Linked DNA regions of Homo sapiens: region 2 is linked to region 1. Evidence: read pairs that join two places in POLR2A ChIA-PET (ENCODE). Cell type or tissue: PC-9. All regions are shown on one strand. Each heading gives the region's core, and the rest is flanking DNA. Links, peaks and the distances in the headings are about the cores only. Region 1 overlaps PLXNA2 (plexin A2). Region 2 holds the start of LOC105372884 (a long non-coding RNA gene).

Region 1 (16,228 bases), core at 4,791-12,790:
GCTAAAAGGACCCGGTGCAGAGTCCTGGGCGCGGGCAGGATTCGCCAGCACGGTAATGATTCACCATATGCTTGTGCTGCGCCATCTATCACTCAGCAATTAGGTTAATGTCGGTTAAAGGGCCCCGCTTAGTCCTGCAATCAGCACCCCACAGGTCTGTGGAGGGCTGGATGATTCAGTCACAGGAAGTTTCCTGGACCATGGGATGCATGTTGAGGCTGCAGCTCAGCCCCTCCTGGGACAGGGGCTCCACATGGAGCAGATTCCCCTTAGATCCTCAGGCTGCTTCCCTCTCATCTGCTGTACCTGTGAACTCAGCCATTGCGGGATGGATGTGAGATGTGTGTGTGCTTCCGCCCCAGGGAGCGAGGCACCATCTATGCAAGTCTATGGGAGGTGGTGTAGTGTGGGGCAAGGGTACTGGGTTGCATTCCAGGAGACTGGTGCTCAAGCCTTAGCTCAGCTGTGGATGAACCAGGTGACTTTGAGCAAGTCACTTTGCTCCCTGCTTCTCAAACATCTCATCTGGAAAACAGGTATTTAGGAATAGATGATTTCTACATTTGCTTTGGTGGTCCTCTAGATGTCCAAACCAGTAAATGGTATGCCCCATGGAATCTGCAGCTCCCATTGTAAAGATTATCTGTGGCACTAAGGTGCCTCCGGAAGCCCCCTGCCACCAGGAGGAGTCAGGTCTTCAGATGTCAAAGCTGGATGGCTGTTTGGTCCAACTTCCCATTTTATAAGGAGAGAATCTAGGCATCTCCAGCGATTGTCTCCTAACAATACATAGGGACCCCAGAGCCACCAGAGACACAGGGAGGAGACAGGGAAGACAAGAGGCCTCAAGAAATCAAACCACAAGAAATCAACCAACCTTGCTGACTTGCAAGGCTTGAAGGAGGTGGTGGTGCACACACCACTGCCTATGGTTGTCTACAACCAAGAAGGTAGAGGGGACAAGTGGTTAGCTCTCAGAACCTGAGGAACCCAGCTCAGCCTTTCTCACCACCCCTGCCAACAACCTCACCTCTACCATTGCTGCCATATCCATACTGTCCCTTCCTTGAAAGACATACAGAGCATCCCATTAAATCTATTGGCAGTAGAGGGGAGTGGTCAGAAGCATGAGCTCTGGAGTCGAGCTGACCTGGATTTGAATCAGGGCTCTGCCACTTACCAGAATTGTGGCCATAGATAAGTCACTTAGCATCCCTGAGCCTTAGTTTCATTGTCTGTACAATGGAGATAAGACCCGCTCTGTAGCAGAGCCTGAGGATGGCATGAGATCCTGTCTTGTAGAGTGCCTGGCAGAATCAGTAAACTGTAGTTCTTATTATTATTAAGGGCTAGAATTTGCTTTGGCATAATACTCCTTCCTCAATATAACCCTTTCCACTCCCTGCAGCTGCCCTAGCTTCTTCCTTTAACTCCCTATCTTCCTGAACTCAAAGAACAAGTGCCTGCAACAAATATTTTCAAGCCCTTTCCACCCTGGCCTGCAGGCACTGGGTCCCAGGAATGAAAGGGAAGAAGAGTTGAGGAGATTAGAGTTTGTCTGCAATGCTGCCTGATTTTCTTAGGACTCTCCAGTTCTTAGATCTTCCTGCCCAGACCCTTTTCTACAACCCACTGCTGACCACAGCCCTCTGCCCACTCATTCCACAGCTGAGAAGGGGGCTCGGCTGATGCCCGAGGAAAGAGACCTATGGCCAGCTCTGATTTCTCCCCAGTGCAGCCCCTGGACCCCTGCATCCTGCCTTTCCAACTACAGGTGCCCTTCCTTGCACACTTGAGTGGCATCCATCTCTCAGTCATCACTCTTCTCCTAGGTGCTTGAATATACTGCTTTTCTTTTGAAACATGAGCCCCAAGCAGGAAAATGTCCTAGAAGAGACAGTGTGCCAAGAGGCCCTGGCCCATCATTAGCTCCACACAGGGGCAGCTGACCAGGGCTGTTCCAGGCCTTCTCCTTTCCTACACAGACCCAGGGCCCAGGGAAGAACATTTCCATGCTGCCCGTGACCTTCACATGTTCTCTTTTTTCTTTTTTCCTTAACTTCAAGCCTGTGATGATTTCTTCCTCCTTTTCTTCTCTAAGATCACTCCAGCAGAGTGTCCGAGGGTGATGACTGAGTAACAAGCACACCCTCATTAGAAGAGAGGGAGAGAAACTTACCTACTCCCTCCTGTTCTCTTCCTTTGTCTTCCCCAGCACTGCCCACAATAGCTAGTTGATTCTCCCCTGGAGCTCCTTGAGCATGGTGGGCATCGTTTGCAGGATGTCAGGGACCTGAAACAGCAGCGGGTTGCCAGGGTCCGGGAAACAGGATGAGAGAGTCGTTAACCACACGCAGGTAGCAGCATGAAGATAACCACACAGTACCTTAAATTGAGCTTCTCGAATGCTCCCCTAATGGGGTTTCAGGAGACAGTTACGTGTAAAATATTAATTGATCATCACTATCATGTTTCCTTGGGTTTATAATTAATTGATTGATTCATAGAGAAAGGGAAGAGAGACTATTCTTCCATATGCGTTCAGTACTTTCTTGTTGAATCTAATATGCTAAAACGTAATAAGACAGTTATTGCATGTTAAGTAAATATTCGCTAGGAGTGAAAGTAGTTATTTGGGATTAACTGTTATGAAGGAGATGGAGATCAGTGGCGTGCCATGTGTGTGAGCATGCAGCGTATTTGTTTAATGCAAGTTTTATTACATCGAAATGAAATCTCTGTTTAGTTACCTTCCTTCCTAGAGAAGCTGTTGAGATAAGCATCGCTCGGTTAAACACGGATCTTCCCCACCGTGCCAGGATAATGCTGGGGATTAGTGGAGATGGGGTCTGTTTTTCTGACTCCCCACTAAGCAAACCTACCAGGAGCACCAGACTGCTCTGAATCTCCGAAATGATGTTGGGAGGAAAGGAAAAATCCTTCCCTCCATTCCCAAGCTCTTTTTAGCTGAGCTGTCAGGGCCCTCTCCCACCCAGCCCAGGCCCGACCATTCCAGGCAAGAGTTTCCCCAAGTCCCTGATGCCTTCATCTCTCCCCATCCTCAGCTGCCCACCCTTTCTAGAAGGGTACCGTGGCTAAGGCAACCAGTATCTAAATGTGCTTGTGTAACTGTTCTCAGGCGCCAGGGAAGTCATCACTAGGGGTATTGATCTGGGCTGCTCGAGAGAGAGCGCTGCACACTTCTTCCCTCCAGCTCTCCCGTTAGTGTGAGACGTGACTTTCGCTCAGGGCCGTGTCACTGTCTCTCCCACCGGGTGTGCTCAGCCCTTGATGAAGTGAGAGGCCAGTGTCACCTGCTGGCCTAATGAACTTGTCCAGCTCCCACCCCTTTGCCTACTGCGGCAGGACTCCACCCCTCCCGTTCTGCAGGGAGCTCCTTCTCTGAGCTCTCACTATCTCACCAGATTATCTCTCCCCTTTTTAAAACTCACTACAGGAAGCAAACCACAACTGAATCGGCTTGGCAAACATGCCCTCACCCACTCCTTTAGGGAGTGTAGCAATGTCTGCTTGTTACATAGGAGAGAGCGTCAGCTAGATTGCTGCCCCGAGATCTCTGTTAGACATTCCCTTTATTCTATAAATTCTGGGTCCCTACCCAATGCCAGGCACTGCGCTAGGCATGGGGAACCACAGAAATGGCCACAGAATTAGGCAGCAGAGCATATCAGAGGCACACAGGGCTTTAGAGATGATCCGGTTCAACCTTCACACTGTGCAGATGAGACCAAAGCCCAGAGAGGGAAAGCACTGTACCCAAGGTCACACAGCAAGATGGATGACCAAGCTGAGTCTTGGTCTGGCATTATTGCAAGACTGTGATGAGTCATTTGCCATGACTGGGAGAGCAAGTGAACAGCGATGCCAGCCCTTGCCCAGTCCCTCACCAGAAGGTTTGCTTTCTCCCCAGGATTGTCTGTGAGATGGGCCATGCCCTCGTGGGAACCACCTCCGGGCCAGTACGCCTGTGTATTGGCGAGTGTAAGCCAGAGTTCATGACGAAGTCCCATCAGCAGTACACCTTCGTGGTGAGTACTGGGTCCAGGGCCAGGTGCAGGTGCCCAGGGAGGAGACACACATGCTCCAGACTCCTCCCAGGAAGCCCCCACTCCCCTCCACCACCAGGCTTCTTGCAGACCAAGGAGGAGAAAAGGACCCTCCAGATAAGGCAACTTCTGGTCTTGCTGTTTTGAGAGCCTGTCTTTCCGGGATGAGATGGGCATGTGATAAACAAAGCTGTGGAGTCTTGGGAGTCCCAGAGGGCCACAGGTCAGAGTTCTAAATAAGGCAAAATCCAGCCTTTCTTAGAAAGTGGATCCTAGACTGGGGGCGGGGAGGAACTGCCTCTTGTCCCACCAGTGTAATATCTTAGTCTAATTCTAGCCTAATGAGGATGCATAGCCTGAGGGACCTAATTAAATAAGTCTATATTTATCCGCATGCTTTGTTTTCTGCCAAGGATATTTTAAGTGGGAGTTTAGAAGAGTCACTGAAATCTGGCAGGGATGTGTATCTGCACAGGACCACCAGAGTCACTCTGTATGTGTAACTCGCTACTGTGGTTACACGCACACATTCACACAGTCACACCTGAAAACATCTCTTTATGCGCAGGCAACAGGTAGTCAAATTGCAAAGACTTTCTTTCTGTAATGGCACTCTATTCATACTGAATCAATAACTTGCTTCTGGGGCCCTGGAGCCACCCAGGGCTATATTCATACTGAATCAGTAACTTGGCTTCTTCGGCCCCGAAGTCTCTCTTCTGACACCTACATTGCTACATCGAATATTTCATTAAAAGGCATTAACACTAGCAGATGGGGTCAAACCAGCCTTGCTGAGAGTTTTAAAAAATCTTTGGAGCACAAAATTCTATTTTCTGTAAAGCATTTTGCTGATTGTTTCAGGTTTTCTAGCCTCTGCCTTCTTATCTTGGCATCTCCACCTTTTTCTTATACTCTCCTCTCTCAGACTGGACAGTACCTTGCCCTATCTGCAGCCAACCTACTCCATCTCTTACCCAGGGCAGGGGCAGTGGGCATTTGTGTGAGAAGCAAACACAGGAGAACTAGCTGGGGAGAATGTCAGTACTCTGACAATCTGGAGCAAGTCAGAGCGGAGAGGGGCTTTAGAGATAACCTAGCCCACCCTCCTCACTTGACAGAGGGGTAAAGAATGATCTCAGAACTTGCCTCAGGACACACAGCGGATGAATGGCTGATGCAAACTAGAATTCATGCCTGTATAGTTGCTCAGTTAAATGCATTTTCCAATTCACTCCACTCCACTGCCCTCCAGGCAGAAGCAATTCTTTTCTGATTCAGGTCAGCCACCTGATGCATTTTAGGTTAAGCAATTCTTTTAAGCTTCAGGCTGAATTTTACTACTTAGTGAGCTTAGTAGAAAGCCCCAGCCAGTGATGCGCCATCCTCCTGATGAGGGTCTGAGAAGCCATCCTAACATTTACTGACAGCTCTCTGCACCAGGTGCCCTGCTGTGCCCTTCTTATGCTCAGGGAAGGACAGAAGGGCATGTGCATGGGCCATTAATGGAGGACTTTAGCCTCTCGGTGGCCCAACCCAGGCAGGGATGCTTTATTCAGCCCTATCGATTTTGTGCCCAAAAAATCAGTAAAGGCTCTAGATAGAGAAGCATTTTCAAATTGTTCTCAATTTGTAAACGAATTGATAGATTAGTCAGTGTCACCTCTGCTTTCCCTTCATTGTTATGAGCATGAGACTCTGGGGAGTTAATTAATTTCACCCCACATGACTCTTCTGCCTTCCCGGACATGCCCAGAGATGATTCTTAGAAAGAGTCTCACCTCTGGGGTAAGCAGAGAGAGCATTTAGGATTGAAAAGGACAGGACAAGTACCACCACGCCCAGAATGAAAACAATCTCTCCCATCCTTAGATCTAACCATGGTCCATCCTTTTGGAGAAAACCTAAGCTGTAGTCATTTCTCTGCTTCTTTCCAAAGAACCCTTCTGTGCTGTCACTCAACCCAATCCGAGGTCCCGAGTCAGGAGGCACTATGGTGACCATTACCGGCCATTACCTTGGGGCTGGGAGCAGCGTGGCAGTCTACCTGGGCAACCAGACCTGCGAGTTCTACGGGTGAGATAAACTTGAAGGGCCACCAGAAGACTGCACATCTGGGACATGTGCTGTTCACATGTTACTGTGCATGTTCATTCATAGGCCTGCCCCATCACCTCCATGTTATTTGCTACACCTAGACCCAAATACCATACCGGTCACTGTGAGAAATATATGCCACTTGTCAGTTTATATCCCGTATATCAAAGGGGCTGGATACTTCTAAAAATAATGAGAAGTGAGGGCCATGAGAACACCAGATGGAGGAGGCTCCTAGGAGCTCCCCAGTCACCACTAGGATCAAGCATTCATTGAGTCCTCACTATGGTGACTTGAAAAACACGGAGATTGCATAGCCTCAGTTCTTAGAAAGCACAGACTTATGCTTAGGGAATCCTCTGTACATAAAAAATTGAACACCTACCATTTGCCAGCACTCCCCTAGCCCTGAAGATGTAGAGAATTTGGAAAGAATCCATGGATGAGAACCCAGTTTGCCCAGGATTATCTACCTGATAATCTCCTTGGACCGTAAATTCCACAAGGGCAAGGACTGTGCATTCACTGCTATGTACAGTAGGTGCTCAGTGAATATTTGTTGACTGCCTGACCAGATTCTAAGCACTGACTAAATAGTTACATTCTAGAAAAATCCAGAAAAAAGGAGTTTCCCCGAAGCCCATGAAACCCTATCCCTGCCCCTCATTTTCAAACCCCCGTCTCCAATTTGCTGCCTCCCTAATCCACTGGGGCACTGATCTATACTGATGCGGGATGTGTTCCATTGTTGTAGAATATAAAAGGATGAGAGAACACTTCTGTGGCCTTACCCGCAGACCAAGGAAAGCCCCTTGTCAAGCCAGTGGGCACCTCTTGTTGCCCATGCCTTTCTTCTCAACCCTCCTGCTGTCTCCCTGTCAGGAGGTCAATGAGTGAGATCGTGTGTGTCTCACCCCCATCATCCAATGGCCTTGGCCCGGTCCCTGTTTCTGTGAGTGTCGACCGAGCCCATGTGGATAGCAACCTGCAGTTTGAGTACATAGATGACCCTCGGGTCCAGCGCATCGAGCCAGAGTGGAGCATTGCCAGGTGAGGTGGAAGGTGGGAGGGATGCACCTGGAAGCCACCCAGCATGATCCCTGCAGCCCAAGTCTGGCTCATGAGAGGGATCCCTAAGGTGGAGGTTCACCATGCCAGATTTGAGGGGGTTTTTTACCTAACCGAGCCTCTGCCTGTTTTCAGTGGCCACACACCCCTGACCATCACAGGCTTCAACCTGGATGTCATTCAGGAGCCAAGGATCCGAGTCAAATTCAATGGCAAAGAATCTGTCAATGTGAGTAACTGTTGGTCTGCCCCAGCCTTTGGTAAACACAGCTCTGTGTTGATGTTTTGCAATGGGATGAGCTCTGGGTTAGGCACTGGAGCCTCTGAATACTGGAGAGGAAAACTGGCTTAAGACTCTGAGCCTGGAATCATGGTCCAAATACCTAAACCTTATAATTTTTTTTTTTTTAAGACATGGCCTCACCCTGTCACCTAGGCTGGAGTGCAGTGGTGCAACCACAGCTCACTGCAGCCTTGACCTCCCGGGCTCAAGAGATCCTCCCGCCTCAACCTCCTGAGTAGCTAGGACCACAGGCGCATGCTTGGCTAGTTTATTATTATTATTATTTTAGAGATGAGGTCTCTCTCTTTTGCCCAGGCTGGTCTCAAACTCCTGGGCTCAAGTGATCCTCCCGCCTTGGCCTCCCAAAGTGCTGGGATTATAGGCATGGGCCACCATATTCAGCCCTACAATGATTTTTATATTATAATGACAGTACAATTTCTTGTCAGAAGGTGATATAGTGAGTGTATCAAAGTACTGGCTTCTGAGTTTATGATACAGCACAAAAGGACTCCTGTTTTATGACAGGTTGACTTTGAGGTCCAGTGAAAACCCATATTGGAAGTGGTTGGAGAAATTCTGGCTCCAGATTCAGACATGTCTGGAGAGGAAGCAGGGTTCTGCCATCTATTAGCTGTACAAGCATGGTCAAGTCATTTAACCTCCGGATCCTCCACCTCTCAGCTATGAATGGTGACAAGCAGACCTGCCTCAGCTTCATAACCTGCCAGCCCGTGGCTGGCATAAGGTTGGCAGTTGATAAATGCTAGTCACTGCATCAGATAACTCCACCTAGGTTGCTAAGATGATAAGTTTGGACATTTTATATTAGTCTTCCATGCATAGCCATGTAATTTTTATAATTTTTAAAAAGTTGTCTGTATCGTAGGGATAGAATGTCTGATATGTTGTCAATTTTTTATCATTTTTCTAGGCTCCATCTCACTCTTTCAGCCAATATTTTTTGAAACATGATTGTATTTGTAATTATATTATAGCAGATGCTACTATGGCCATTATTTTTCATAGAAATTACTATCATTACTGCTTTGACCTTCAGGGGCTTGACTAGACTAAGATGGAGATGGAGAAGATGGTGTTATGTCTCCCCTCTTACCCCTGACACATTTCCAGGGTACTTGAGGCTTCCATAAGAAACACAGAGATACACAAAATGACAGAGTGTTAGAAGGTTAGATATAGAAAGGTCTCAGGGATCATCTGATGCAACCCCTTCATTGTGTAGCAGAGGAAACTAAGTCCAGAAAGGTTAAATGACTTGCCCCCAATCATACAGGTGACTGGTGGAAGGGCCAAGGTGGATCCCAAACATCCAGACTCTTCGTAACTAGGCCACATGAAATGCTGGTGGGCTTGACATTACCATCCTGCTGGAGATGTTGGGGAGCACTTGTACCACACCTTCAGTATCCACCATGGTCACTCCTTTTTGGGCTAGGTGAGCGCATGCCTCCTTCTGCCAGGTGTAGAACTTGATCCATGGGTAAAAGAGCCTAGGCCCCCACTCCATTTCCAGACTGAAGCTCAGGGTCCCCAGAAACTCCCAGGTAACTCCAGAGTCTAGGGTGAGGTATGGGAACAAGAATGGTAAGTTCACACCCAGGAAGGATTTAAAAAAAAAAAAAAAGCAAGCAAATTAGGTACATGTTTTAAAATATAGGTTTTATTGTTATTCAGGTATGGCAAGGCCAGAGTATAACTTGTTCTACTCATAGATCAAATCCCAAGAGAAGAGGGAAGTCCATGCCCCAGGGGTCACAGGGGGAAGCACCAGGGTTGGTCTGCCTGGAGGCGGAGGGAGAAACCGTGGCAAGAGTCTTTATGTGGTTTCTGCAGGAAGGAACAGGCATAGCAGGGTAAGCAAGTTTAGGATCAGCTAGTTTGAGTCATTTTAGCAGGCTCTGGGGCCCAGGGCTGTCCCTAGATGTTTGGTGCCTGGTCCCAGAATGATGAGGGCATGAGGATAGTGTGGAAAGGGGCAGTTGAGCTGTGGGGTCTGGATTGGTTCGTGCATATGAAAGGCACGCTCACAGGCAAGTTATTTGCTATCTCTAGGATTTTGCCCTGGGAGGGACATTCCCTCCCCAGTCAGCAAGGCCCCAGATGTCAAAGCATCAGCATACAGAAAATAAAAGACGTAATTAATACAGTCCAGAGAAAATTCTGGAGAGTGAGTACGTGACCTCCAAAGGCTTCAGCCTTAGTCCTCAGGAAGCCATTGAAGAGAAGCCTGGGCTGGGAAGCCCCTCCCCTTCCCCACACCTGACACCTGTGGCCAAAGACTCAGGTCCCAAGCCCCCTGCTCCCTCACCAGGACTCATTTACAGTACTGGGCAGGAATGTTCTCAGCGCTTCCTCCAGCCCCATGCACCATGATCTCAATGTTCCAAGGACTTAAGAAGCAGTTCTGCCCTCTGGGGAGCTGGGGGCCCTCAGTTTCAGTGGTGACCTGCCTGGTATCTACAGGCTGGCAGACCCAGAGGGAAGGATGCAGGAATGTAGATTTCCATCAGCTGGCTCCAGAATGGGAGGCTCAGAACCCCTGCCCTGTGCTTCTGCTTTCAGGAATGGTAGGAGAGAGGCACTTTGCCCCTGAAGCCCTGCCTGGTTGGGCCCCAGCTCATCCTCAGCACACCTGGGCCTACCCCTCATCTTTGGGTTTTGAAGCTGCCCCAGTGGATAGCTAGGAGGGCCAGAGTGAAGCCGCCAAACCCAGAGGAATGTTTGGCAAACAAAAGTGCCGACGCAGCACGGGGCAGGCAGCGTCCAGAGGCCTCTTGCTTGGGAGTGATTTGCTTATTCATAGAGGAGCCTGGTCTAGGGAAGCTAGACTGGGACCAGCAGAGAGGAAGATGTTGGGGTGAGGCTCACCAAGGCTCGGTGTCTTCTTGCAGAACCCAGGAATTGGGACCCCCTGGCTCAGCTGTACCCATTTCACCACACCCCTCAACCTCCCCATGCCTCATTGTACCCTGCTGGAACATGAAAGGGGCATTAGGTTCATAAGGGGCTGCTGAATTGCACCACAAAAAGGGCAGGAATGTGTACTCCCTCCCACTACAGCATAAAGGCCGCAGTGAGCCGCTTTGTTTAAACTCTTAAATTCCCTTTGGAAAGGAAGGGTTAAGACTTGGACTTGAAGCTCTGACATAATCTCTATGCAAGTGTCAGCTTTTTTTGCAATTTCACACACAGTCTTGTTTTCTGAACATGAAGCTCGTGTGTGTGTATGTTGGCCAGACGCATAACATGTGTGGACCTGCCAGGACAGTGTGTACTTGAGCAGTCTGAGTTCTCAGAGATGCCCTGGCTGTTGCCGGGACCCCACTGCTCCCAAAGCTGAAACTGAGCTGTGCTGGGTGGGAGCCAGGCAGAGAGGGAGTAGGAGTCTGGGTTTTTCTTCCCAAGCCCCACGTGGGCCCTTTAGTGGTTTCTGCAGTCTGGCTGCTGTCTTGGGCAGCCCCAGAACTAAACCTCCACAGGAGAGAATGGCACAGCTCATGCTAAGGAGGGACTGGACCAGCCCAGCCAGGATTTTAGTTGGCACCAGAGACCTCCAAGAGAAAAAAGATATCATGAACTCTGTGTCAAAACCAAGCTTCTGTCCCAGTGCAGGGTTAGGGGACACTTGGTTAGAGAAGAGAGAGAGGTCCTACATAAAACATTTGAAGAAGGCTGGGCCCAGTGGCTCAGGCCTGTAATCCTAGCACTTTGGGAGGCCGAAGCGGGCGGATCACCTGAGGTTAGGAGTTCAGGACCAGCCTGGCAAACATGGTGAAACCCTGTCTCTACTAAAAATACAAAAATTAGCTGGGCGTGGTGGCACGTGCCTGTAATCCCAACTACTCAGGAAGCTGAGGCAGGAGAATCACTGGAACCCGGGAGGCGGAGGCTGCAGTGAGCTGAGATCGCACCACTGCACTCCAGCCTGGGCAACAGAACAAGACTCCATCTCAAAAAACAAAAAAACAAAAAACATTTAGAGAGTTGCAGAATCCTATTTTTCATCAGTATTCAATCAACATTAACTGAACACCTACTACATACTGAGCAAAGTGCTCATCTCGTACCACTTCCTGCTCCACACTCTACACACACACACACACACACACACACACACACACACACACACACACTATGCTGTTCTGTCCTACTTTTTTCTCAAACATCCCATGCTCCCTTGTCCCCAGGCCTTTTGGTGCTGTTCCCTCTGCTTGGAACTTGTTCCCTTCCCCCTCCCTCTCCTTATCTAGGTAAGTCCTACTCATTCTTCAGATTAAATTTCATTCATTTCTTCCATGGGAAAACTTCCATGAGTCACTCCTACCCTGCTTCAGGCCATGCACACACACATACACACACACACACACACTCATGCACACACACAGACACTCCTAGAGTAGCTGGTACTTCCCTACCAGGGCATTTATTTTTCACATCTCTGCATGCATCCAACAGTGCTGTGTGCCCCCCATGCCCCAGGCCCTCTTCCAGGACTAGATTGTAATGCTTCTTTGTCTTCCCTCCAGACTGTGTCTGCCGCTCTATAGCCCCACCTCCTAGCACAGTGCCAGCACAAACTAGAAACTAGATGCCCAAATAGCGTTGGTGAATGAATTAATGAAGAAGCTAAAATGCCCCCCACTCCCCCAAAATTTCACTGCCCTTTCCTGGAGGGCTTTCCCATGGAATGGAGACAAGCAAGTAAACCCAGTGACGAGGCACAAAAGCAGAGAGAGGGTGGGAGAGCGGCTGTGGGCCCCTGGGCTCTGTGCCAGGCACTCCGTGTGTGAATGCTGCGCTCTGGATCTCTTAGGTGTGTAAAGTTGTGAACACAACCACCCTCACCTGCCTGGCACCCTCTCTGACCACGGACTACCGCCCTGGCCTGGACACTGTGGAACGCCCAGATGAGTTTGGATTTGTCTTTAACAATGTCCAATCCTTGCTAATTTACAACGACACCAAGTTTATCTACTACCCCAACCCGACCTTTGAACTGCTTAGCCCTACTGGAGTCTTGGATCAAAAGCCAGGATCGCCCATCATTCTGAAGGTAGGAGTGCCCGCCAGAGGGCAGTGCCACCAGGGGCAGCAATGCCAGAGGGCGCCCCTCGCTCCTGGCCTGACTTTCTTTCTTTCTGGCTCTCCTTTCTATGCAATTGAACTTGCAAAGCTGTCTCCTTCCTACAGAAGGAGCTCATGGGTAGATATCGACCCATCAGGCGATATAGCTTGCACCCAGGCTTCTTAAGAAATACTTTAGAATATTTCTGTTAGTTCTTGTGAGCTTTGGGAACCAGAGGTACTGCAGTGAGTTGGGAGTAACTGTTTCCTTTTCTGTCCACTCTGTGGCCACAGGAGCCCACACACACATTTCCAGAGGTCACAGTCCCTGGCACTGTCCATCCAAGTGATTTGTTGCCCCACTACTTTCGTGAAATCCCATGCATCCTCCCCCAAAATTTTCTCTTGTTTAGTGTTTTGTCTCCTCTGCATTTTTCCCACTCTCTTCTTCATTTTCATTCTCTCCTGCGTCTGTTTTCTCTCTTTCTCTCTAGATCATGGCTGTTAGAAGTCCCCTCCACAAAAACTTGCCAAGGAGTCATTTCCTGGTTTTTGCACTGCTGCCCTTCCCCGTCTCCTTAATCTCTTTTTAAGTAGGCAATTAACTTGTGCGTGCATGTGTCAATTATGCCTATAAAGACTGCTATTCTCTACAGGGCAAAAACCTCTGCCCTCCTGCCTCTGGAGGGGCCAAACTCAACTACACTGTGCTCATCGGAGAGACCCCTTGTGCTGTCACCGTATCTGAGACCCAGCTTCTCTGCGAGCCTCCCAACCTCACCGGGCAGCACAAGGTCATGGTGAGTGAGCCCTGCGTCTGTAATGCCTCCTTCCCGCCTCGTGGTGCATGTGTGATCTGTCCTAAGGAAAGGCTCTCTTCTGTCTCGTTGCCTGACTCACCCCCTCCATATCTCCTCATCTCTGGGTCCTACATCAAATTGGGTATAAGCTGAGAACACAAGAAAAGAAAGGCAGATGCCGAGGCAGGAAATTGCTTTTTATCTAGAGCTGCACTGTGTGGTTGTGGTCTGTCATGTCCTTCCTCGCACTGTAAGGATCTGCTGGCATGCCCGGGCTCTACACCTGTGTGCATCCATGTGCGTCTGTATGTGTACAATGCACAGGTTCACGTGGGCGGGATGGTGTTCTCGCCTGGCTCGGTGAGTGTCATCTCAGACAGCTTGCTGACCCTGCCAGCCATCGTCAGCATCGCGGCCGGCGGCAGCCTCCTCCTCATCATCGTCATCATCGTCCTCATTGCCTACAAGCGCAAGTCTCGAGAAAATGACCTCACTCTCAAGCGGCTGCAAATGCAGATGGACAATCTGGAGTCCCGTGTGGCCTTGGAGTGCAAGGAAGGTTAGTGGAAGCACACCCTCATTTGCTGGGTCCCTCTTTCTCCACCTGCCTTATTGCCCTTCTCCCTGCAGACAACTCCTATCTTTACTCCCATCGCTGCCAGCCATGCCTCTGCATTCCACTTTCACCCCTGTTTTCCCAGAACTTCTTTTGCTTATAGGGTCAGAGATGTCCAATGAAGAATGCCCACTGCATGAGGACCCAGGTCCAATTGCATTGTTCTAGTCCCTTCTTTGCCCTGACCCATCCCACAATCTGGCAAACACTTTCTCCCTCTCAGGGCCTCAATGTCCCCACAGTCAGAGTCCCCAGGCTCCACAGCCCCAGACTCTAGATCCCCCATGGGAGTGTCCAGCTCTTGTTTTTCTGCACACTGTCTTCGCAGCACGTGGGAGCAGCGGCAGCAAAGGCAGACAAGCACCTGCCTCATCTCCCCCAGGGTTTGTTTTCCATCAGTGCTGCAGGCTGAGCGCTCTGAAGGCCGCCACTTGCTGGTGTCCTTGGCTGTGGACGTGTGTGGGAGTGCAGATTGTGTTTTCTCCCATGTCCCACGCAACCACAGCCTCGAGGTGACGAGTGTACCTGGCGTCCTCTCAGGCTGAGGACCTGGCAGGCTCTCTGGGTAAACAGCTCAATTAGGAATGAAAACATTTCTCCTTTTGCTGCAAATGTCAAGATCAGAAACAAGCCCTCTGCTGGATGACAGGGAAGAGCTGGGCTGGGAAATAGGACATGTGGAGCCAAGGTTCCTCCTGGCAACAGGGCTGGTGAGTTTGGCAGAGGAAGGAGCCAGGAAGACAGGTGTGCCACCACCAAGGTGAGGCTTCTGAAGCCCTTGCCTTCCCAAACTCGGCTCTCAGCTGAGCGTCTCATGACCAGACCTCCCCTAGGCTTTTGCATCTTGATTTATTACCTTGATTAGAAAAGGGCAGCACTTTGCCTGTTCTGGTCTTTGCTGGACCCCCTCAGCCATGGTCTCTCACCTGCCTCCAGCATCTCCGTGATCTTTACTAAACGGCCCAATCATGATACTTTTTTTTCCTTGTTGAAACTACACTTGTAATATGTAAAGAGAAAATTTGAAATTATAGATAAGTATAGAGGAGAAAATAACATAAAAATCACCCATTTCCCCACCACCTAAAAACAGCTGGGAGTAGCCCCGCCCTCTGGAGACACACTCCCGTAATCCTCAGAGTCTCTACAAAAGGTCCTCCCCTCGTCCTTTGCAAACTTCTTCTCCCTCTTTCTCCTCCCCCGACTGGGGCTTCCCCACGAGCCTCTCCGTCTGCTTATTCTCATAGCTTTTGCTGAGCTCCAGACGGATATCAATGAGTTGACCAGTGACCTGGACCGCTCAGGAATCCCTTACCTGGACTATCGTACCTACGCTATGCGAGTCCTGTTCCCGGGCATCGAGGACCACCCCGTCCTGCGGGAGCTGGAGGTAATGCCTGCCTCCTGGGCCCAGCCACCCAGCAGGGATGCAGGCCCAGGGTATCCTAGGAAATCCAGATGAGACTCAGCAGTACTGAGTAAGGTTAGCAGGGAAGAGGGGTCAGTAGTTTGTAACAGCATCTCAGCAACAGAGCTATCAGGAAGGTTACGGCTGAGGGGGCACCCAGGCTCCTTGGGATGGTTCCAGGGTAAAGCTCATTGTTTGTCATTTTTTAATTAATGACTGAACTAATTAACTAAGATCCTGCCTCATTCTAAAATGGATTTAAGATGGCTTAAAGAAAGACACAGGATTCTATGAGGTTTGTTTGTTCATTTGTTGGTTTGTTTTACTAAAGATAATAAATCAGGCAGAGGAGATTAAGGGGAGACTAGTAAACTGAAGAAGTTTGAGGGGGCATCTCCTATTCTATCCTTGGGAAAATCAGGCAGCCTCCCCTCTGAGAGCTCCGCATGGAGCCCAGCCTCCCCGGCCCAGTGCAAGGTCAGAGCAGACTGTCGACCTTAGAGCCAGCTGTTCCTACATCATCACGGGTGAGTGGAATGGGGTGGGGTTGGTTATAGGCCTCAAACATAGGGTCCTACAGCTAGTGTCATCGCCAGCAGGCCCTCAGTGAGACCCTCAGGTAGGAGGCCCGATGCCTGTCCTCTGAGGGCGTCGCCTCCACCACACCCCACCCCAGGTACAAGGAAACGGGCAGCAGCACGTGGAGAAGGCCCTGAAGCTCTTTGCCCAGCTCATCAACAACAAGGTGTTCCTGCTGACCTTCATCCGCACCCTGGAGCTGCAGCGCAGTTTCTCCATGCG
Region 2 (16,228 bases), core at 5,278-13,277, 150 kb before region 1:
AGCTGTGGTCCCAGAGCTTGATTTTAACATGACTCTGGAATAACATGGAAATCTCAGATCAAAAATTTGAGCTCTGATCCCAGAAAAGAGAGGAAGAAGGGGGCTATCACTCATTGAATAGCAGCTAGTCCTAAAGGCTAAGCTTGGCAATTTAAGTGTTATCTCACTTGCTCCTCACAATGACCCCATAAAGCAAGAGTTATCTTCCCCATTTTACAGATTAAAAAACAAAGGCTCACAAAGACTAAGTAAGTTGCTCAGATCTCCACAGCTATAAGTGATAAAGCGGGGATTTGAATTTAGTTCGGCTGTATTACTTCTTAGTCCAGTCTCTCTCTATTGAGCCCTTCTGTTTCCAAGGAAAGCCATACACCAAGCTCTCACCATTTGAGCAAAAGTAAAGGTGCATCAGGTGTTTGGGAATATCTAACAATATATTGAAAAACAACTTGAGGAGGAAAGAAATTCCAGCCAATCCTAAGGGCTTAGGCTGAGAATAAATCTTTTTTTTTTTTAATAGTTCTGGAGATACTAGAATCAATAAGACAGTAGCAAAATCTAGGATTACCAGGTTTTTGCTTCTGTCATCATTTCTCAAAAGCTGACTTGGGCTACGCCTGTGCCCAGACTCTGTGGCCTTACCAGCCCTGCAGAAAGTGGGAAAGAAATGGAAGCCATGAAATTAAGGACTTTTAGAGCTCAAAGGAAGCTTGACAATTACCTGTTCCAATACTTTTACTTTACAGATGAGAAAACTGAGGCTGAGACATGGTACATGACATATCAAGGTCACACAGCTGGTTTCAGTAGAGAAAGGCCTAAAATCTGGATCACTTTCATCTTAGCCAGGGCAGTAGCTGCGTGTAGTGTAGGGATGAGATGAGGAAGAGAAGCACACAATGTAAAAAGTGTAGCTGATAACTCTGACCTGCCTTTCTAGGGAGCTAGAATTCCCGTGGTTGGCTCCAGTGGTGTGCTGGTAAATATTAAATAACTGGCTCTATGCAGGCAGGGGAGGGAGAGGAGTGCTCTGGTTTGTAGCCTCTGCCAATTGCCATGGTATAAATACACCTATCCTGGCTGATTTCAAGCATCATGGGATGTCACTGAATGCACAGTTATTCCCTAACAGCTGGCTTCAGCACACCACAGCTTCACTCCCTTCCTGAGAAACTCATTCCTTCTGCTCTGTGGGGCTCAATATTATCCCGGGTTCAAAAGTCATCTTAACCTAAAAATTTGTTTTATTTCCTGAAGAATATACACACACAAGTGCAGCACCATCATTCCTACCAGTAACAGGAGCAGCAGCTCTCTACAAAACACTGTGGAACCACAAAAAATGAGTCTCTGCTCCTTTTGGGACTGAGAAGAGAAAGGAACGGAAGTCCCTGGTTTAAAAAAAAAAATCATATGCCATAACTTATAAACCAATTATTCCAAAGAAATGAGGCTGTCAACGAGTGATGGTGTGTCAGCCTGCTCTTCCCTGGTGAGGGTGAGAGGAGGCTGAAGGGAGCATGGGGGCAGGCTGTTCTGCTGCTTTCTATGATTTCTACGATAGCCATTTCCTTCCTCCTCTGGGATGCCTTCACAGACCCAGAAGGAACAGCTGCCACAGGATGCGGGGCTCTTTCTGGCCCAGAGCCTGCAGCCTTTGCCACAGGATTCCACATTGTGCCATTAACTGGGCCATGTCAGAGCACTCATTCTGACCCAGCCCCGTGCTGAGCACTGTGTACAGAATGCAAACCCCTCAGCAGCCCCTGCCTCAGGAAGCATTATGGTCTTTGTCTTTCATTCTTTTTTAGATGAGAGACCTAAGATCTTTCTTGAGACCTTAGAAATCATCAATTTAACATTCCCTTTAAGAGCCCTACAAGAGGACCCTGCTTGTCCAAGTTTTCACAACCAGTTAGTAGCAGAACAGGGGATAGGATCAAGATCTTCCTACTTTCTTTCCAGCAATTTTTTTTTTTTTTTTTTTGAGACGGAGTCTCGTTCTGCCGCCCAGGCTGGAGTGCAGTGGCGCAATCTCGGCTCACTGCAACCTCCGCCTCCTGGGTTCAGGCGATTCTCCCACCTCAGCCTCCCAAGTAGCTGGGACTACAGGCACACACCACCACGCCTGGCTAATTTTTTGTATTTTTAGTAGAGACAGGGTTTCACTATGTTGGCCAGAATGGTCTCGATCTCCTGACTTCGTGAACTGCCCGCCTTGGCCTCCCAAAGTGCTGGGATTACAGGCGTGAGCCACCGTGCCCGGCCACAATTTTTTTTTCACTTGCTCAAGGTGATCTTCTTTCAAACATGCTCCAGTCGCTGCTGACAGATACATTATGGAGCCACACCACCACTCTCCTTAAAGGCTGGAAATATGAAGGACACCACCTCCAGAATTCTCTCTTAATTATATTTACCCAAACATTGTTGAAGATCTATAATGCACAATAGTGGAAAGAGTTGGACAACTTAACACAAATCTTTTGCATGCATTATTTCATTTGTTCCTTCACAATTCTATCAGAAAGGTGGGCAGGTATTATTCCAAAGGAAGAAACTGAGGCATAGGTAGATTAACTTTTCCAAAGTATAAGGTACTGTTCGATATCATTATGACACTTCTGATCTCTTTCCAGTATGGAAAGATAGTAGGGAGCTAGAATTCCCATGGTTGGCTCCAGTGACGTGCTGGTAAATATTAAACAACTGGATAGTTGAATGGCCTAAAATTTCTTGCACCCAAAGGGAGACCCTACAGCCCAAGAAACAAACAAGAAACCCTTTCTGGGCTGGTAGAAATCCTGTAATGTTGCCTTTAGACTGATTATCCACTGAAGGAACTCTTGTCTGAAATAGAAAGATCCCACAGAATGCCATGGTCCTGAGGAACATTAAAATAAATAGAAAATGAGTTCAGGCACTTAGCTTTACAAATTGATCCTGGTTCTCCTGGCAGAAAGGTAGATACAGGTGACGCCAGCTGAGTGGAAGGTTGCTGCCTGTTCTTTCATCTGGCTTCATAAGAACCAACATGGAATTTGTGGGTGAGCTGGTGAGAAGTTTTTGTCTGCAGCTTGTATTAGGGCCCCTGAACTCCCATGTCTGCCTCTCTGAGGCCTGGTGTCCTAAGGCTGGAAGTTGTGGATATGGGTCGTGTAGAGACTTCACCATGCCTCCACTGTTACTCACCCCAATTCCTTCCGCTTCCCTCCAGCCTGTCCCCATCGATGATAACTTCTGTGGACTGGACATCAACCAGCCCCTGGGAGGCTCAACTCCAGTGGAGGGCCTGACCCTGTACACCACCAGCAGGGACCGCATGACCTCTGTGGCCTCCTACGTTTACAACGGCTACAGCGTGGTTTTTGTGGGGACTAAGAGTGGCAAGCTGAAAAAGGTAAGAGTCTATGAGTTCAGATGCTCCAATGCCATTCACCTCCTCAGCAAAGAGTCCCTCTTGGAAGGTAGCTATTGGTGGAGATTTAACTATAGGCAACTTTATTTTCTTGGGGAACAAAGGTGAAATGGGGAGGTAAGAAGGGGTTAATTTTGTGACTTAGCTTCTAGCTACTTCCTCCAGCCATCAGTCATTGGGTATGTAAGGAATGCAAGCGTATTTCAATATTTCCCAAACTTTAAGAAAAAACTTTAAGAAGGTACATCTGCAAAAGCAAAAAAAAAAAAAAAAAAAAATTGCTCTTCATTCCCAAATCAAGCAAAACTAAGTTTTTGATTATGTGCATTATAAATCTCCAAAATCGCAAATCCCTCCCTAGAACCTGTAAACTTGATTATACTGGTCTTTGTTGAATTCAGAGAAGTTGGTTGAAGCAGATTACTGGTCCCAATTCTAAGACCTGGGGTAAACGGTGGGTGCTGCTCTCTGATGGTATATGATGCCTGAAGAAAACACCATTCTCCAGTCTTTCCTCTTCCTGCAATCACAGACTCTTCCCTTCCCAGCTCCCCACCCAGATGTAAGCTGCCAGGTGGAAGTAGACATTTTACCTTGCGCCTCCCAGGGTACTTCTGCCAGCTGGAGGGCACAGGCTGTCTGGGGATGGCAGCATGGGAGGCCTCTTGTGCAGCAGGCTGAAGCCAACAGCTTGTACCAGCTTGTCTAGTGCCTAGGGTGCAGAGAGGGCGCACAATCTGGTTCATTATGTGGGATTAGAGCAGCCACATTCTTTCCGGTCTCAGCTAATCCCTTTTCCCAAGCTTACCCTCCTGCCACCTTTCCCTGGTCCCAGCACCTGTGGATCAAGGAACATGCAAGACCTCACTGCATCTCACCCTTTGATGTTGACATCACCCTGGAGCTCTTTCCTCCTAATCCATTTAGAGCCTTGGGAGGGATGTTGTTTGGAAATGTGGAAGGAGGGTAACCTGGAGTGAGCCCAAGGAAGAATTTCTATGTTCTGCTTGTTCTGAATTACTGCCAGGGGAGGTGAGAAGAACTGGTCTGGGTTCACCTAGCAGTGCTAAACCCTCCAGGCTTCTTCTGGTTCTCATGATACCAAAGATATTTAACCATTTCCTCACTTGCTGTAGAGGTTCCTACATGTTCCTCTTCTGTGCCCTCCACTCTGCCTGGGACTAGGGACCCTAGCTTGGCTTTTCGGCACATGGAAGAGAGAAAGAATGTGGTCCTTGCATTTGCTTTTCCAAAATGGGAAGGGAAGGAGTTGCTGTGTGAAATTCTGCTAAGATTTAAAAGTGGCTTCTACCAAGAAGCAATTCAGCTTGGAACCCTGAGGCCGGCTACTTCCCTGCTCAGCCAGGGTCACCATATCCAGTTGAGCAAATTGTGCCTGGCCTAGGAGGATTGTGTTAACGGGCCTAGTGGGAGTTGAAATCCAGCCTGAGCTCTCCCTGTCACATCATGTACCCTGTGGTATAAACATCTGCTCATGGGACTTCTCTTACTAAGTCATCTACCCATAGGGACCACCTTTTCCTAAATGGCACACAGGCTCTCTAAGGGCCAGCAGAAACCACACAGGCTAGCGTGAGCACCTTTCCCCTACCTTCAGTCACTGCTCCAGGTCATGTGTGTCATTCTGTCTCCTTGATTCTCTTGAAAGTTCTGTGAAAGGCAGGGGTCATGCTTTTTGGACTGTTCCCTTCTTCCCCTTTAATCCTGTCACCGAGTGTTCACTCATGGGATAGGCTTCAAAACTGCTTTGAAAAATAGAACCATTCTTTAAGGAACCTTAGAGATTGCCTGGCCCAATACTCTCATTATTTGACAGGGAAACTGAGGTCCAGAGAAGAAAATTGACTTGCCCAAGCATAGAGATCTAGGACAAGTTGCTTCTTGCCTTGACACCCAATTTGGCACCATTTTTACTTAAAGAAGTAGCTCTAGAGCCCAGGGAGGGAGACTGAGAATGATCTTCAGGTCCAGGCTTGCTACAGAGGTCAGCTAGGGGCCAGTGCTTTCACTCTCTTCAGATCTAGATGTGAATTAAGGAATCAGTGTTTGCTGAATGGATGGATGGATGAGAAGTGAATAAAGGAAAAGGGACCCAACCAGATACAAAGGGACCTTGAGTTGACTTTCCCCATATCTCCATGCATCGTGCACAGCACACACTAGGGGCTGCTTGGCATCTATCCAAGTCACACACCTGAGTTGGCCAAGTTCTCCTGGCCTTATTGAAACCCTGACGGACAAGTTACTGTGGAGACCAGTCAGCAGGTTCAAGGGCAAAGCTGGGGGCGTGGTTACCCACAGCTTGTTCTGACCTGTGATTTGGCTGCTTCTTCTCACTCTTTGCTTGGCCTTTCTTTGGCGGTTTCTATGAGCTCATGACACCCCTCCTTCCTCCTCTGTGCAGCTCACCCTTCCTTCCCACCCACGCTGCTTTGAGGTACTTGACATTCATACCCAGGCCCCTGCTGGCCTCCCATCTACCAGCTTACTTGCTCCCACCCCTCTCCAGAGAAATAACCCATGAAGAATTTATGGAATGTCCCCAGGAAACCCTACTATGGTCCAGGCCCCATAGCTCTTTCAACACAGGAAGGAAAATAAAGAAAAAAAATAGCTAAGAGTTTGGAAAGGGAAGGGAAGCCGGGTGCGTCAGAACTACTCACTTCTCCCGGCGTCTGTCAGGCTGTCCAGCCCTCATCTACTGTGGTCTGTAGGAACAGGATGTCCCTGTGTATGTAAGTTTAGAGGAAGCAGAGACTTGCTAGAAGTGATAGGACCACAGGGCGCTCTTATGTGCTGTGTCCACATAGCTGCTTATACACTGCTTTCTGCAAGATGCATAGAGAGCACCCTAGACAAGACCACTGCCTTCTGAGCTGCAAACATGTGGAAGGAACAGACAGAATAAGGTTAAGTCCCCAAAACCTGTATGTGAGGCCGGGCACGGTGGCTCATGCCTATAATCCCAGCACTTTGGGAGGCCGAGGCAGGTGGATCACCTGAGGTCAGGAGTTCAAGACCAGCCCGGCCAACATGGTGAAACCCCGTCTCTACTAAAAATACAAAAATTAGCTAGGCGTGGTGGCACATGCCTGTAGTCCCAGCCACTTGGGAGGCTGAGGTGGGAGAATCGCTTGAACCCAGGAGGTGGAGGTTGCAGTGAGCCAAGATCATGCTACTGCACTCCAGCCTGAGCAACAGAGTGAGACTCCATCTCAAAAGCAAAACAAAACAAAGCAAAACAAAAACAAGAGTTTGAGACCAGCCTGACCAACATGGTGAAACCCTGTCGGTACTAAAAATACAAAAATCAGCAGGGCATGGTGGCATGCACCTGTAATCCCAGCTACTCAGGAGGCTGAGGCAGGAGAATTGCTTGAACCTGGGAGGTGGAGGTTGCAGTGAGCCCAGATCGCGCCACTAGCCTGGGCGACAGGGCAAGAGTCTGTCTCAAAAAAAAAAAAAAAAAAAAAACCTATATGTGCAATGCTGCATAAGCTAAGGGTCAGTGCATTGCAGGTGATAAGAAGACATGCAAAGATTCACCATAAGGGTGGAAGAATTCAAACAAAACAGCAACTATAGTGTGATCAATCTGCAAAGCTTTACTGAAAAGGAAGATTACCAGGGTCTGCTTATAGACTAGATGAGACAGAAGAACTGATGAACTGATGAGTTGGGGGAGAGAAGGGCATTCTAGACCTTGGGTGCCACACTGAGAAGGTACAAAGCATATGCAATGAAGGTCCAACATTCAGAGAAGCTCAGAAGACTTGGACAGGTAAGAGGGGAGGGAGAGCCCTGTGAGGCTTTAAGCCCTAAGGAGATCAAGTGAAAAGGATCTTGGGATTTTAGCGAACCGTGAGGTTGACATGAGCCAACTCTGTGATATATTGCTTCAACAAAGTTAGTCTTCATCATGATAATAGAAGAACAGCTTCTATGTCACGAGACACAGTGACTCCACTTTACCTTGGAGATAACATCGCAAGAGGGTGTTAAGCAAACTCAAGTGCCAGATAAACAAGAGCTGGATCGATGTGGGAATCATGCTATGTGAAGGGAAAAAGTGAATAAAGCAGGACATAGAACAGCTGTCTTTACATAACATAATTTACTGAGCACTTATTATGTGTCACATGCTATTGAAGAGCTTTATATCTGTTAACTCATTTACTCTTTATATAACTCTATGAGGTAGGTGCTATTATCACCTCCATTTTAAAGATGAGGAAATGGAGGTCAAGAAAGGTTAAAAAATAATAATAAAGTCACACAGCAAATAAAATGGCAGAGCTAGGACTTGAAATGTGATTACCTGGTTTTACAATCTGCTGGCTTATCCATTAAGCTATGGAAGATGAATTAGGCTTATTCAGTGTGGCCCCAGAGGGCAGAACAGGGCCACTGGGTAGGCGTTACAGCAATGCAGCTTTCCCCTTCATATAAGGAAGACGTTTTTTACAGCCAGACTGTCCCGTGATGGTGAGAGCTGACCCAGGAAGGAATGAGGTCCTAGTCAGTGGAAATATGCAAGCAGAGACTGGATGGTCACCAACCAGGGTGCTGTCAAGGGGATTCCTGCATCAAATCTCAGATCTTCTCAATGATACTGCCACTGTTTCTCTGGCTCTGTCAGCAAAGCGTGCGATGAAGGAGGACAGGCTGAGGCAGAGAAGAGGAGCAGAAAAGGGAAGACCAAGGTCCCCTGGGTGTGGGCTTTGGAATGAGGCTGGTTTTGAGCCTGCCCTTAGTGTAGCAGAAAGCCCCTCAGGGTCAGGTAGGAGGGGCTTGGCACAGACAGGGCAAGGCATGGCCTGGATGATGAGGACAGGCAGGCCTAGGGCCAGATGTAGGGGAGGGAAAAGCAGGTTATCCTGGGGTCTGGGTCCAGTTCCTCATGACAGCATCCCTCCTGGTTAAGAATAGGCAGTGGGAGTCCAGATGATAGAGATTAAGTGCAAACACCAAAGCAGATGGAGATGGAGGAAGAGTGGCAACAGGAACTGGAAACTCATTTTACATGATTTTCCAGGTTTCAGGGCGGAGACAGGAGGCAAATCAAGCTCATGCCATGGGGCAAAAGAGGGAAGAAGTCAAGCTGAGCAAGTGAAAGATGCCAGGACAATGGAAGGAAGGACTATCTTGGGTTAGGGTGAAGTTCCTTTGGTTTCTTCCTTCCATTTGCAGCTGCTAAACTGCCGCCTCAACCCAGGTTTCACATCCCTGCAGGGCTCCTCACAGAAGCTGGGGGGTAGTGTTTTGCCGAGGCTCTCTAGCCTCTTAGTCCCAGGGACCTTAAACAGCAGCAGATGCTGCTGGCTCTCTTTTCCATCCCCACCAGAAACCTCTTCTGCTGCTCAAGCATTGTGACATGTCCTTTATTCTGTCCCTTCAACCACTATGCATGGCACCCTCCTAGACCCCACAGCATCTGGCAAGGGAGCAGCTGTTAAGGTGTCTACCTCCCTTGAGATTCACAGATCTTTGAGGGCAGGGGCCTTCCTTTTCACATTCATCACGCCATCCCCACTGCCAGATACACATTAGGTGCTCATGAAAGTGATCTCAAATGTATTGGGTGCCTATTCTATGCCAGACATCTATTTGTACGAATTGAAATAGAATCAGACACCAACGGTGACTCCTGTTGATGTGGTTGGTTGCGAAGGAAGGAAGGTATGATGTGTTGGGTAGGTCAGTGAGGGGAGGAGGAGGGTTGGCGTGGCAGTGGCATGAGGAGTCAAGGAAACAGGACAACTTCTGGTGGGTAACAGGAAAGGAGTTTGTTTTCTGGTTAACAACATCTGGAAGAGGGTGGGGTGGTAATCTCAGAAATGTTGGCTGGAGGAAGGGGACAGCATTTACACTGTTGCCTGGAGGGCCCCAGAATAGTACAGACAGCCATCTGCTTCACCTGGATCAGATGCAGGCTTGTGTATAACAGGGGAAGCAGGAAAGAATGCCCAGGGAACCACTGCTTCCCCCACCAGTCTCTGTATGACTCTTGGGATGTTTTTGCAAATCCTCAGAGACTTTCCAAGCTCTGGGGAGGGCCCCGGCCTATTCTGGCACTACCTTCTTTCCCATTAGCTAATGGTGGCTGCTGAAATGCCTGTGAAATTCTTAAAGGAAAATTCTTTCTGCCTTTCCCTAAGGGACATACCAACCCAAGGTCTCCAGTCCCCAGCCCACAGGAAGCCCTGACGTCCCAATTCTATTCTTCTCTTTGTAATCGCACAAACGATTTACTAAGCAAAGCCAGGAAAACTGTGAGCTTCTTGCAGTAGCAGCTTAGGCATTGGAAAGAATCCATCAGGAGCACCAAAGTATTAACTCTCCTCAGCCCTGGGGTTATTACTCAGTTATTTGATAACACTGACTGTTTACAAGATACGTTTCCGTGGTTCTTTTCATCTTCCTCAAATACTTCAACTGAGGGTGCTGATCGCCCCTGCATCTTTACCCCATTTTACAGATGTAGGAAACTGAGCTGTAGCTATACTAAATGTCTTGCCCAAGGTTATATGCTCACCCCCACCCTCCAATGCCAATATTGACATTGGCATTTAGACTTTCTCCCCAAACACACTAACCTGTTACTTGGCTCCTCTCGTGGGGTGGAGTTGCCTTGGCGGATGGAAGGCCAAGTTGGATGAAAAGCTGAGAAACATGCCTTTCTCTCTGTGCCAGCCCCACCAAACAATAGCCACTCATTCCTCTGAGTGGAAATGATTCACTTGTCTCTCAGTATGAACCCTTGATTGAGTAAACAGCCGGAGCTGCAGGTCCACATCTAAGAGACTTAGTGGCTCTCCTGGGACCTGAGACCGCCCATCTGATACCCTAACTCGCCCAGGCGTCTCAGCAATGCTGGACACTGGGGTGGTGGGGAGTAGAGACCCTCTCCCCTTCCCCAGAGCCTGCATGGAAGGGGTGGGGTGGTGGTTCAGGGAGCTCACCACCACATCCCTAGTAATGAGTTTGGCTCCCTGCCCGGGCTCCCGCCGCCAAGCTCGCTGTTTGTTTTGTTGTTCTATAGGCCTCTTGGGTCCCCAGAACTGGTCTTCTGAAAGCTGGGAAAGGCTGCATTTGGTTGGCACAAGAAAGGGGCATATTTACAGAATGTCCCACTCCCACCCGTCTTGACACACACACTCTGGCCAGCACATCTCCTTGCTTGACCATGGCAGGTGTAGACAGGAGATGTCGGCTCTGTCCAGATCCCCAGCAGACCCCAGGGAAGGAGGTCCTGATCTCCCAGAGTCATTCTGAAAGGGGAGAAACTAAAGACTCATTTATTTTTTGTACTTTTTGTGTAGTTTCTAATATACTTCAATCTTGGACAATTCTTGTATGAGGCCTCAGGCTGTGTATTCAGCTGGCTGTTTTGCAGTCTTAAGGTTGAGCTCCTGCAGCTCGGGGCTTTATTGCCAAGCAGGTGAAACACAGAGAACTGTGTTTTATGGATGGGTGGGATGGGCGTAATGATTCAAGCTCACAGAATACAGGTGACCTAAATAGGCTATGCAAAATTTTCAAGAGGCCAAGGTGCTGGTGTTTACAGAGGTCTTATCTTTAGGAAAATACAGACCCTTTTACACCATTAAGCCTTGCCTGTCTGTGGATTTTGTACATGGACCTGGATCTCTGAGTCGGAAGGGACTTACAAAGACCACCTGGTCCACTCTCCTGCCTTCGGGTAGGGACCAATTTGCATAACAAAGAGTATAGGGGCTTTGGAGAGATCCAGTCCTGACTCCATCCTACTAGCTGTGTGACCTCTGAGCTTTAATTTCCTCAATGTAAAATGAGGACAGTTCTGGTACCGGCATCATAAGATTACAGTAAGGATTAAATGACATAATTCATTATTGAACTGATATTTATTGAATATGTACTGTGTGCCAGGAGCTTGGTATAAAGCAGTAGAAAATAAAACTGTCAAAAATGGCTGCCCTGGCCAGGTATGGTGGCTCACACCTGTAATCCCAGCACTTTAGGAGGCCGAGGCGGGCTGATCACCTGAGGTCAGGAGTTCGAGACCAGCCTGGCCAACATGATGAAACCCCATCTCTACTAAAAATACAAAAATTAGCCGGGCATGGCGGCATTGTGCCTGTAATCCCAGCTACTCAGGAGGCCAAGGTGGGGGAATTGCTTGAACCTAGGAGGCAGAGGTTGCAGTGAGCTGAGATTGCACCACTGCATTCCAAGCTGGGGGACACAGAGAGACTCCATCTCAAAAAGAAAAAAAAAAAAAAAAATTCTTGCCCTGATGGAAATTATCTGAATGTGGGAAGTCAGACAAACAAAGTAAGTAATCACAATATATATTATGTTTAGTGGGTGATAAGTGCTAAGGAAAAAATAGATCATAAAGAAATAATTCATGGAAGGGATGGAGTGCAGAGCTTGGGCACATGGGCATATGTGCATTTAAATATTACTACAATTGTGACTTAACTTGTGAACTTCGATTTTTTTTTTCCTGTGGAGTGGGGTAGTAATAAGCACTTTGCATATTTGTTGTAAGGATTAAATAAAATCATGTGTAAAAAGTGCTTAATATGGTGCTTGGCATGCAAGTGCTTTCTATTATTACTGATATCTTTGAGGCTTCCCCAAAACCCCACTTCTTCCCTGGCTCCCTGGGGTAGTGATGCTGTCAGATCAGGCTCCTTTTCAGTGACATGTTTGCAAGGTCAGACGGAGGAAGAGAATCCTGTCCCCTACTCCCAGCCCTGAGTCATGGGAAAAAAATACTTAGAAGACGGGACCAGCTGAGCCGAACTAATCTAATCCTGCTGGACTTTGGCATCCAGTTGCATTAGTCACCAGTGAGAGGTTTCCCAGTCTCATATCACCAAACAATATGTACTGACCCCCTCCCCAGGGTGGGGCTGAAGGAAGTGTCAGTTGCCCTGTTGTAGCTTCGCAGAATTAACTAAAACAGGCCCATTCTCCCCCTTTGCATGTCTCCACACCAACCACAGTATCCTGTGCTGCACAACTCTGCCTTCGATGAATTATGTGATCTGAGGGGACCTCAGTTTATTCATCTGGACCACCCATGCCTGCCTGGCAAGATTGCTATGCGTATCAGACATGGAGGATATATAATGTCTAACACAGATCTTGACATAGGAGATGCTTAATAAATGGCAGTCATTGCTGCCTACCACCTCTGTTGCTGCTAGAGTGACTCCTCCTACTAGTATTACTACTACCACTCCTGTACTATTACCATGTTTTTCTGCCACAGTCCCAAATTCTCTTTGATTCTATTAGTTCATTAGTCCCATATAATTTTCAGATGATCAAGAAGGATTGGAGGCCAGGCGCGGTTGTTCACGCCTGTAATCCCAGCACTTTGGGAGGCCGAGGCAGGCAGATTGCCTGAGGTCAAGAGTTCAAGACCAGCCTGGCCAACATGGCGAAACTCCGTCTCTACTAAAAATACAAAAAAAAAAAATTAGCTGGGCCTGGTGGCGGATGCCTGCAATCCCAGCTACTAAGGAGGCTGAGGCAGGAGGCAGGAGAATCGCTTGAAGCCGGGAGGCGGAGGTTGCAGGGAGCCAAGATTGTACCACTGCACACCAGCCTAGGCGACAGAGCAAGACTCTGTCTCCAAAAAAAGAAAAAAAAAAAAAAAAAAAAAAAGAAGGATTGGGATATTTCACTGCTCTGTTGCAGATGGTGATTCTGAAATTCAGAGATTATGGACTTACTTGGGGTCAAGTTGTAAATCAAGGGAAGATGTGGAAATTGGAACCAGAACGACAAATACTTCAGGGTGGAGATGGGCCCAGCATATACCTAAGTCACTTGTGTAGCCCAAGATGATCAAGCTAAGAGCTTATGGCTACTTTAATGTCTCTTTCCTTCTTGCTAGCATGTGCCTCTCTGTCCAGGGAGGCAGGAAATACATGGAGATGAATGTGGTGAAAATGAATCTGGAGCTCTGGCCTTCTGAGTCTCTTCCTGTGGTTCTATTCTTCTCCTGGCCTCAGCCTCCAGAAAGGTTTCTAGGCTCCAAGGTGGGAAAGAAGTTCAGGAGCTGGTGCCGTTGGGTTGTCCCAATCAGCCATCCCCATCCTACCCTGTGTTATGGTTTCTATGGCAAAGGCTGAGTGTCCCCCAGCTAATCTGGAAGGAGAAATGGCATCAACAGGCTTTAATAACAAATCTGGAATTCCCACGCTTGACAATTGAGGGGAAGAGGCTGGGGAATTGGGGTTAAGGCCCCCAGGGGATAAGATTGACGCTATCAAGCAAGATCAAGAGTGTTCCCTTAAATGTGTATCATAGATTTAGTAGCTGGAGGGGACCTCAGAAAACTGATCTGGTCTACTGACTTTGGACAAGTAAGATGCGTATTGTTCTATTTTATGAATGAGTTAGCTGAGGCCTAGAAAGGTGGAGTGATCTGCTGAAACTCACCCAGGTTCTTACCCACGGAGGCAAGACTGGAACCCAGGTTTTTGAATTCCAATTTTGGGGCCCTTCCCTATATCATTTTAAAGGACTTTTTTTTTTCTTTTTTTTTTTGAGACAGAGTCTCACTTTGTCACCAGGCTGGAGTGCAGTGGCGTGATCTCAGCTCACTGCAACCTCCAACTCCCTAGTTCAAGCGATTCTCCTGCCTCAGCTTCCCAAGTAGCTGGGATTACAGGCTCATGCCACCACGCCCAGTTAATTTTTGTATTTTTAGTAGAGACGGGGTTTCAACATGTTGGCCAGGATGGTCTCGATCTCCTGACCTTGTGATCCACCCACCTTGGCCCCCCAAAGTGCTGGGATTACAGGCGTGAGCCACTGCGCCCGGCCTAAAGAACATTCTTTCTGCACAAAACATCAGACTGACCTCGGCCTCTCTAGCATGCAGGCATTTCCTATGCCGAACTTAAAATTGATCTAGGGATTTTTTTCCCTGGAGCAAGAATCCAGCTGAGCTTCTTGTACCAGGCCTGACCATACAACCTTGATCTAGGGTGACCAGGATCCCTGAGCCCTCAGTCCACACATCTCAGGGATCTTACCAGAACCTGCCCAGCAGGGAGGCCTACTTCACTTCTGGCCTCAGGGCTAAGAAGTTCTGACAAATCAGAAGAACACTGAATTGGGACCCTCAAGTCTTACACGTTAGTCTTCTCTCTAGGAATGCCACATTTTTGAATGGGGATAGGCCTAAAAGATCCACTATAAATTCAGCACTTACTATATGCTAAGCCCTGGGCTAAGTGTTTTGTTTTGTTTCAGTTAAGCCTCATCAACCCTTGCAAATTGTAAAAATCATTAGTCTTGTTTCCATTTTACATATAACAAGCTGAGGCTCAACAAAACTAAGTAACTTGGCAGAGTCTCAATGCTACTAATTGGAGAGCTGGGATTTGAATCCAGAGCTCTCTGACTCCAGACCTGTGCTTTTAACCACTAGCTTTTTAGCATTCAATTGAACTTCTCTACGCTTCCATATGTCCACGTGTAGACTACCACTTGCCTGATGGAGAGCTGCAAGAAGATGCACGAGAGAAGAGGGGAAGGGCTACCTCTTTGCACCCTTTTGAGTGAAGGTGCCCTGGAAACTCGGGACATGGCAGCTGTCACCTCGGCACACGCTGTCTTCCTTGTGTCCCTCTCCTCAGGCCTCCTCCTCCACCTTCCCATCCCTCTCGGCCTGGGTCACAATGCGCGGGGTGGCAGCCTTTTGTGCCACACACAGTCCCCAGCTGACTCCCCTTTCTCCAGGCATCATTGTTTGCTGTGAGCTTTCTGAAGGAGAGACAAAGGAGTGTTGCTGACAAGGCCAAAAGCTGCTGGGTAAAGCGTGGGGCCAGGGCCCATCACCCATGCATCCCTCGGAGCCCCCGGGCTCTTCTTCAAAGACATTGTCTGGGATCTTTTGTGTGCCAGTCATACCCATTCAGAGCTGGCCAGGCAAAGGTTTCAGTGGGGAGGAGGAGCACACTGAGAAATGGAGTCATTTTGATCTGGCAAAATTGGAAGAGACATTAAGGCAATAGTTAACAGCCGACCACTGCTGGGGGGATGGGCCCAAATGCTTGTTCTCTGTTTATGGGGCTTATGCAATTCCATCAATATTGATGCCTGATGCCTTTGATTCTGACACTAATCATTGCTATGAATTAAATTTGCAGCCATATAATTAGGATTGCTATTAATAGGGCCCTGAGCTAAGCACTCCGATGTGGCGTGTCTTTTTCTTGATAGAAAATGGCATCCTTGGAACTCTGCTAATGGGGCGCACCTGGGATTTGCCAAGAATGATGTGAAAATTATACATTCTATATTTGTATTGGGCCTTTTACTGAAATACCAGCAAGCAAAGGTGAGGCTGGAGGAAGGGTTCTCTCCTACCCAGTGCTGTGGGCAGCAATTAGGTGTCTCTGCTGCTCTTTAAAGTCTTTAGGAAAGGATATGCCAGAGCCAATGTTGGTCGCTCATGGTCAAGCTTCAGACAGCTCGTAGCCAGGAAGTTCTGCTTTATGTCTAACCTAATGGGAGTCAGTTTAGGCTAAGACACTAGCCAACTAAGGGAAGAGGAATTTTCCTCATACCCTAAGCTTATTTGAAAGAGGCTGAGCCAAACTCCTACTGATGGGCCCAGTTGGGCCTCATTTCTAGGTGGATGATTGGGCAAGACCCCTACTGACAACTGATTCCAAGGGTCCCCATCCAGAGAGCTCCCTGGGCCACAGACAACCCGTTAATTTCACACACAAGGGTTAGCTCTCTTTCATGTTGAGATTCTTTTCCAGGTAAATT

What was found. Peaks named below come from ENCODE experiments on the same cell type or tissue, not always from the same donor. Only the 100,000 strongest peaks of a DNase experiment are listed, where the experiment ranks them.
Region 2: POLR2A ChIA-PET joins it to region 1 with 13 read pairs; 4 of 35 experiments call an interaction of 5 or more read pairs at or near these places.

The regions. Positions count from the first base shown.
Region 1 is chr1:208,042,242-208,058,469 of GRCh38, reverse strand. It overlaps PLXNA2 (plexin A2), which reads left to right. Exons shown (of 32, transcript NM_025179.4): 14 at 3,932-4,049; 15 at 6,007-6,143; 16 at 7,047-7,214; 17 at 7,368-7,461; 18 at 12,353-12,592; 19 at 13,260-13,403; 20 at 13,728-13,962; 21 at 15,267-15,409; 22 at 16,104-16,228. Among named protein-coding and RNA genes, the nearest start is that of LINC02767, 91 kb to the right of the region's middle. In PC-9, for the core only: no CTCF peak of the experiment used is centred there; DNase peaks (open chromatin) are centred at 9,319 and 11,839; H3K27ac peaks cover 1,537 bases.
Region 2 is chr1:208,197,452-208,213,679 of GRCh38, reverse strand. PLXNA2 (plexin A2) reads left to right here. Exons shown (of 32, transcript NM_025179.4): 3 at 3,218-3,400. It overlaps LOC105372884 (a long non-coding RNA gene), which reads right to left and starts at 6,890. Exons shown (of 5, transcript XR_001738428.3): 1 at 5,031-6,890; 2 at 4,012-4,130. RefSeq lists a silencer at 12,062-12,356 and an enhancer at 15,169-15,674. In PC-9, for the core only: no CTCF peak of the experiment used is centred there; DNase peaks (open chromatin) are centred at 10,079 and 12,239; H3K4me3 peaks cover 558 bases; H3K27ac peaks cover 3,634 bases.